Regions from separate parts of the Mus musculus genome. Here all the other regions are linked to region 2. A link is a loop called in an ENCODE intact Hi-C map of the cell type or tissue named here. Cell type or tissue: heart. All regions are shown on one strand. Region 1 overlaps Gm39528 (a long non-coding RNA gene). Region 2 holds the start of Gm46674 (a long non-coding RNA gene). Region 3 has its middle 2.4 kb from the start of Gm39528.

Evidence for each region. A loop is a pair of places that touch in the nucleus more often than their neighbours do. Peaks named below come from ENCODE experiments on the same cell type or tissue, not always from the same donor. Only the 100,000 strongest peaks of a DNase experiment are listed, where the experiment ranks them.
Region 1: a loop joins it to region 2, with 4 times the contacts of the local background. A loop is called at or near these places in 6 of 42 quality-filtered maps.
Region 3: a loop joins it to region 2, with 2.0 times the contacts of the local background. A loop is called at or near these places in 6 of 42 quality-filtered maps.

What each region holds. Positions count from the first base shown.
Region 1 is chrX:99,293,982-99,296,481 of GRCm38, forward strand. Gm39528 (a long non-coding RNA gene) reads left to right here. Exons shown (of 3, transcript XR_878181.2): 2 at 102-326. Among named protein-coding and RNA genes, the nearest start is that of Gm30649, 3.6 kb to the left of the region's middle. In heart, no CTCF peak of the experiment used is centred here; a DNase peak (open chromatin) is centred at 940; H3K27me3 peaks cover 1,736 bases.
Region 2 is chrX:99,198,308-99,200,807 of GRCm38, forward strand. Gm46674 (a long non-coding RNA gene) reads left to right here and starts at 394. Exons shown (of 3, transcript XR_001782764.2): 1 at 394-536; 2 at 2,288-2,500. In heart, no CTCF peak of the experiment used is centred here; DNase peaks (open chromatin) are centred at 1,074 and 1,564; H3K4me3 peaks cover 1,165 bases; H3K27ac peaks cover 2,500 bases.
Region 3 is chrX:99,284,535-99,287,034 of GRCm38, forward strand. No RefSeq gene overlaps it. Among named protein-coding and RNA genes, the nearest start is that of Gm39528, 2.4 kb to the right of the region's middle. In heart, no CTCF peak of the experiment used is centred here; a DNase peak (open chromatin) is centred at 1,187; H3K27ac peaks cover 2,174 bases.

The sequences.
Region 1 (2,500 bases), 96 kb after region 2:
AGAGTGCCACCTACATTCAGGTGGGCTCTTTCCTGTTGGCTAACCCTCTAGAGAAATACTCGCCCAGATAGAGTCTGATCTGTGCTTTATGAATCCCCCAGGAGCTTCTCAATCCACTCAAGTTGGCAAGATTACCCATCAGAGTGTGTCGCTGAAAACAGAGGAGATTGAAATCAACAGCTGATCTGGGTGAGGAAGCCAGGCATGCGCACAACCAGAAAGCGCGCATTCCAAGCAAGTGCAGCGCCCCTGAGGTGGCAAGGCTGCTGCTGAATGGGTTGAAGTATAGAAAAGAGGCCATGCAGGCTGCCAAAGGGACATTCCAGGTAAATCTGGGAGAGGAATGCACACTAAATCAGGGCTGGGTGGGCAAGCCATGGTGAAGGTTTGGCTCTTATTCAAAGTGAAATGAGGAGACAGGACAGGGGTCTCAGCAATGTGACAGTCACTTGCCTACATTTTAGCAGAATCGCTTTGGCTGCTGTCATACAAGTAGACTGATGTAGAAATAATTAAAAAAGGAGAGACAAGGAAGCAGTTTAGAAGCTATGACAGTAATCCCGGTGATGTATCTCAGACCTAAGTGGCAGTGGAAGTGAAAAGAACTGTCCTTTCTGCTTTGACTGCTTGCTGGGCTCAGATGTTGCACCAAATCCAGAATGATCTGTGGCAAGCATCCCACTTTGGTGAGAAGATGGCATGCAGTGTGTCCTGCTGTGGGGCTACCCTTCTTCCCTGTACGACCTTTGTGTGGGGTATTCACTATTGGATTCCTCCAGGGCTTAGAGCAGGGGTTGCTTGACTGGAGCTGAGCGCAGGAATGAATGTGGTGGAAGTACAGACAGGGGAGTAAGGAATTCAACCCAATCGTGGGAGGAAAAGGGCGGGGATGGGTGGACAGAAGTGATCTGCTCATTAAGCCAAGCCCAGAGGAGTAATTTCTGCCTCAGAACATATGCGCAGGCGCAGACCAGCCCTTATCTCAGCCTCGCTGATGGAATTTGGGTGTAACTATTCTTCCCATTGGTCACAGGAAAGAGATCCCGCTTGGGTAGGATTCCTCCCCTCTTAGAAAGGAAGCTAGTCCAAGAGAAGGCATAGAGCTAGTGTTCCTCAGCGGGAAACAGAACCCAAAGCATGGGCCCATCTTAGTCCACTCTACATCACCCTGTCTTCCTGGTACACTCCTGTGCCTCCTACACGTTTCATTCTCATTTGATAACTCAGCAACTTGTCTTCCCAAGTTCTTTGTTCCCTTTCCTCTGCTTTCCCCTAGAGCGATCCACCAGCCCCTGGGTTCCTTGAAAACCCTTGCTTCATTCAGTGCAAATGCCCTCTTAACCTTGAAATGTCTCGAACATTTTTCTTAGCAAGATTCCAATTCCCTGAAAAACATACCCCCTGATGGCTGCAGTCAGCATGGGAGCCTCACTTTCCCTTTAGCTAGAGGGTTGGGAGCTTGACTGACTCTGACCATGGATGCCCCATTTTCTCTGCCTTCCATGAGTAGTATATCCTGAACCACTAACACTAAGGTTTGGAAAAGGGCTCATAAAGACTTATCAAGCATACTGCCAATAAAATAGTAATGTTTTAGCGAGCATTTCGTGGATTCAGGTTTTAAATGGGGCAGATTAAGCCAGTACCTCCAGTACTGCCTGCCAGCCCCAAGTCTCATGGAAACCTTAGAAAAGGGATCTGAATATGTGCTGTTAAAGGATTACATGTAGGATAAGAGTCAACTACGACAAAATGGTGTGCGGTGAGGAGGAGAGAGATGAGAGCTAGAGCTGACTTGGCAGGGAACACAGGCACAGGCCTCACAGAAGAGGCATCCCAGACACTTCTGAAGATGATGGGGTATTCATGCCGACAATACATGGCATGACTGAAAGTCCCACGACACAGAATTGGCCTTCTTGCACCTTGCCAGAGCACTGGAAATTTGTTTCCTAGGGAGGCTGGACACAGAGGCAACACAACAGTCCTGCTTCCAGAATCTCTGGAGTAGAGTCATCTCTACACTGAAGCACAAAGCCTGTGCCCTCTTCCCCTACTCAGCCACAGGAGCCAAGCATCCATGTTTCTCCCACACCTCACCAGAGCGATATTTGACTGTTCCCTTAAAGGCCAGAAAACTCACTGCCCGTTGAAGACTGCTGGGATCTGCATGGAGATTTCTAATCCTCTTGTCACTTCCCAACCCTTAAAAATGAGTGGCTAGCCAAAGACCACCAGACATTTCAGAAAAGTCTTCAATGTCCAAGACAAAGGCCATACAAACAGAAAAGCCAACTCAAAGGAAACAACACAGAGTCAAGGCGTAAAAGAAAATTAAGCTAACAATCATACTTTGGTGACTTCAGCAACAAAGGTCACCTTGTACTCAAGCCACATGCTGTGTAGCCACTACAGTGATACTCTATGTCATCCATCGTCAGGACTCCAGCTGAAGGAGCAGCTTTCAGTCTGGGACACCATTAGACTCATAAAAGAAGGA
Region 2 (2,500 bases):
CTGACCTGGGGGTGGGGTGGTGGGGGGAGTCAAACTGGATTCTCCTTACAGACAAAGAGGGGTGGTACAGGCATCCCTTGCCTAGTTTTCTCATCTACCCAGGGGCTAGCTGAGTGTTGGGAAAAGCAGGCTTGGCATTAAGCTGGGCTCCATTGGAAGACGTGAGTTACTAAGAAACAAGAATTCTGAGAGAAAGAGAGCTGAGTTAGTTCATTAGGGCGACTGGGGACCTTTGTGGCGATGTAGAGGCTCCCTACCCCTGGGCAGCTTTGTCTGTTGCCCAAGCAATGGTCCATGAAAGCAGCCTGGGCTGGTGGTGGTGCAAGGGGCGGGCGGGGGGGGGGCGGCCGAGGGGGGTGCAGGCCAACTGTGGCAGGAGGGAAGGGAGCCCAGCAGGGCCCAAGCCCTGAAGCCATCCCACCCCAGCTCTGAGAACTGCACAGAGGTGGCTGCATAGCCAGGCTGGAACCCCGAGGGGCACTATGCTAGGATGTTGGCTGCTCTGAGCATACGCGATTCTCCTCCAGCCAGTTTTGGTAAGAAGAGCTGGGGATTCATTCCTCTGTGACAAATGTTGGAAACTGAGGTCCCGAGAGCTGATTAACCAGGCTTAAACTACTGAGTAGCCCAGGCAGAATTTGAATCCTAGCTGAATTGGACACAGGAAGAAAGCGCAGGTTCTGAGCGGAAGTCTGGGGCCAAACTGGAGGGCCACGGCTGACAGGGCAGAGTGGGCACAGGCTGCCCGGGAGGGAGAGCTGTGTGTGTTTGTCTGTCTTTTTGTAGGCGTGTGTGTGCCTGCGCGCTTCTGTGTGCGTCTCTCCCGGTGGCTGTTCTGCTTCCTCAGCAAGCCCTTCCCTCCCCCCTCCACTTCGTTTTTTCTTTCTTCTTCGCCTTATTCCTCATTGTCGTCTTCTTTTTAATGAGACTTAATTAGCATCGAGTTCCTCCTCCCTCTCCCTCTCCGCCCAGTCTCCGCCCCTGTCTTCCCCTCCTTCTCTGCCCTCCCCTCCCTCCTCTTCCCTCCTCCCGAGGTACAGGCCAAGCGATCTGACGAATGCACTTGAGAACAAAGCGCCAGGCTAATTCGGGGCCTGCTCAGGAAGCCGGGGCTGAGCTGAGATAATGGGTCTGAAATAGCCCGGCACAATTATGTTTCCTCAGCCTGTGGCCAGGCGGGTGCAGGCTCAGGCACTAGGGCGGACAACAGGGCGCCTGGCGCAGGGCACCAGATGTGGCTTGCTCACGGTGATGAGGGCCACGCTTCAGCACCTAAAGCCACCCTTTGCTGGCTCTCTTTGGACCGTCTCTCCCTCTGGGAGGCCTCCAGTCTCTAGCAGGGAGACTCCAAGGGTCACTGAGGATCACACACTCAACCACAGTCACCAGAGAAGTTCATGGAAAAGCTGAGTCCAGAATCCCAGAAGCCAGGCTCACTGATATCACTTCCTCTTGCTTGGCTTTGCTGTTACACGGAAGGTATAGGACAGGGCTTAGGGCCACTGGTAAGGCCTCTCTAGGAAAACAGAGCCTTCCAGAATGGCCAGAGAAGGGACAACTGGGGCTGTTCCGGCATGCCAATCATAACAGGACATTGGCTCGGGGCCCATCAGAGGGATAGCTTAGATGTCACTTAGGTATCCTCTGCATGTGTTTCCTGAATCCCATCCGGAGCTTGATGCCAGACTGAGGACAGATGAGTGAGGAGAATCTGGCCTAGGCGGAACAGGGATCCCCTGTCACAGGGATCTGCCCCCTCTCGCCTCTCTGCCCTGCCATCCTGTCTTGATGACAGACACAGCCTGGAGGCTGACAATGAGAAGAGACATGCGCTTTTAGTACTCCCAGGTGACTGTCAAGGCCTCTGGCCTTCCCACACCCAGAACTGGTGGCCTATTTGTAAACATGTGTCCATTTTGCTTCACTCTGCATCCACCCAGTAGCCAGGCTCAGTGCCAGGCTAACTCGGAGAAACTGAGAGGTACGGTGTGGTGAGACTCTGTGATGACAATTAAGGCCAAGAAGCCCTGCAGGGATGACAGGGATGGGCACCAAGGAACGCTTCTGCCAGAAGGTCCCATTTGAGTTAGCAGTGGAAGCGGCAAAGGGCTCTTCCAGTGAAAGGGGAACTAGAGAAGGCATGGGGGGCTTGCACACAGACTTGTCTAGACCTGGATGGGCAGTCATCCCTGTAAGGGTCACTTCCCGATTCCTCACTATCAGCCCCCAGCTCTAACCATACTGGCACCACCTGAACCTCAGTCCTGGACTACTGTTCTCTGAACAGAACCCAGGGCTTCCTGCTGGCGTCGTGTGTCCTCCTGTTGCTTAAGCCTGCTGCCCTCAGCTCTGGCTCCTCTCTTTGACCACGGCAGTCCTAGAGGTGAATGGGTGAGTCTTGCTCTATGTACCTATACTCAGATGCAGCCTGGCACAGCAGCTTGCATTTCTTTGGTGCTGTCCTGCCTCTCAGACTGTTTGGGGCTTCATATACCATTCT
Region 3 (2,500 bases), 86 kb after region 2:
CTATATTATGGTTCATAATAGTAGCAAAATTACAGTAATGAAGGAGCAATGAAATAATTTTATGGTTAGGGTCACCACACCATGAAGAACTGTATTAAAGGGTCACAGCATCAGGAAGGTTGAGATCCACTGCTCTAGAGGAAGAGCTGAGGTGTCAGAGGACCTTATGGGACAAAAACACACAGCCATGCCTGGAAAACACTATGTGATGTCTATCAGGGCTTGTCACCACCAGCAATGACCTTAGGGGTTAGAATCAGATACTAATGTAGTTCTTCATTTGTTGTTTTGCTGTGTGGGACATTAGGACCCAGAGCCTCATGCCTGCCAAGCAAAAACTCTACCACTGGGTTGCTTCTCAGCCCACAGTCCAGGAAAGTGGAGCCCAAGGGAAAGAGCTTAAAATCACAACATCTAGTAGGTAACAAGAAATACCATAGAAATAACCCAGATGCTCATGCCTTGTGGGAGTTCTAAGGTATTTCAGAAAGGCCTTTGACATTCACATGCCAAAATGTCAGTTTGAACCTCAGTTTGATGTTTTGTTTGTTTGTTTTTGTGACGCTAGCAGATTTGGAGTGATACTAGCAAAACCATGCAGATAACTCACACCCAAGCCATGCCTGCTCTTAGGACTTGCAGGAGAAACAGCACCAGGCCCTGACATCCTGACTCAATGTAACTTCTTCAGAGCAGTGGCTCAGAGGGGGAACAGAACATTGAGCCACTGACAGAAAGGAAAAGGGCTGCCTGTGTGAAGCTTAATTCCTCTACCTCACCTGGAACTGGGACACATTGCCTTGGTCCCAGAGGGCTTAGGTCTATCTATACCCAAGGTGGCCAATCCTGGTTGGGGAGACCCTTGCCTATGTCTCTGGGCTTTTGAGAGCTGAGCCTCCTGAGAGCATTCCTTTGAACTCTATTAATAAGGCAAACTGAACTGTAGCCCCTGCAAATCTTTGCCAGATGTCCCCAGCCTAATTCCCACACCTAAAGAGACATCTGCCTAGCTGGCTCACAGGGAAAGAGGTGGGCTAAGAGGGCCAGCCAAAGACCTCAGGACTTGTTGCCCCAGTAGGCATTGCCCATCTTTCAGAGCCCACCAGGAGGGAAAACTGGCACTCAACAGCCACTCTGTCCCACAGCAGAGCCCAACCAGGAGATTGTCCCGGTTAGGCCAGTCCAGGCCAGCTCCATACAGGCCTGAGGAGGTGACAACCCTATCGACCAGCTCCTCCCGGCCCCCCATTTACATCTTGATTACATTCCTTGGGAAACCATCCAGGCCGCATTCCGCCTGGCAGGCTGCTGGGAAGACCCACAGAGCACTATGGCAACGCTGGAGGGGCCTGCCGGGCCTGCCCGGCAGCAAGGAACCGTTCCACCAGGCTGAGGAACCTCCCTTATAGGGCCAGCCTGGATTCCTCAACTCCACCAACTGCAGCCTGCCCTACACCATCCAGAATGTCCCTGCCTCAGCCTGATTCACCTCTGTATCTCCAGCCAGCCCTCTCTGCAGGGTGCATCACAGAGCAGAATCCAGTACAATGTGGCCTAAAGCCTTCAAGGCCTTCTCTTGGTTTCATCTTTCTCCAAAGCCACTTCCTCTCTGGCACAAGCAGCAAGCCTCGGGTGTGAGGTGAGCATTGGAGGATGTGGAACTGTCACTGTGGCCTTGGCATTGCCCTTCCTAGTTGTCTCGTCTTGTGGAAAACAGTCCTTTATTAGGATCCCACCGAGTCACAGAGAACCCAAAACCAAGCAGTAAGTCCCATACGCTGTTCCCATTTTCCTAATTTGGTAGGAAATACTTGACTACTTGTGGAACCCTAAAAGCGCATCCACAGATCCTTCAGCTCTCAAGACATCAGAAGCCCTCTCTAATGTCCCTCTCCAGGCAAAGGAATGAGCCTTGTGTTGCCCTTGCGTCTCTACATGCCCAGGGACCCCAAAGAAAAGACAGAGTTCTGAGAGAAGCAGCTGACTAAGTCCCCACCCCTTCTAGCTCTGACACCAGGCTGGGGCTACAGTAAATGGGACCACAATGCTTATGCCCCAGTACACCCCTCCAGTCATTTCCCCGCTTCCTGTCTCCTTCTTTCTCCTCTCTTCCTCCCTTCCTCCTTCCTCTCCTCTTTCTTCAGTCCTTCCTGTGCCATTTTAGCAGCAGAAACCTTGCAGTGAGCCTTTCACTGAAAGCAGAGCCCTGAAGTAGATAACAAATCTGCTCTTCTGGAGGCATCTAGGAGCACTTCAAAGCATCTCATTGGAGAAACAGTTAGTCGGCTAGAGCTACCTATGAAGAGCTGCCAGAGCGTCCATTTAGCATGCACTCCTTCCACCCTCTCTTCTCTATTCCCCTCTGCTCTCTTTGACCTTCCCCTCTCTTCCTTCCTCCCTCCTTGCCTTGCACAGTGCCCAACGGACCTTCCTTACAGAGCCCTCAATTCAATGCAGTTCATCTCAGCCTGCCTTCAGGAGTGGGCAAGGGCTTCATGCC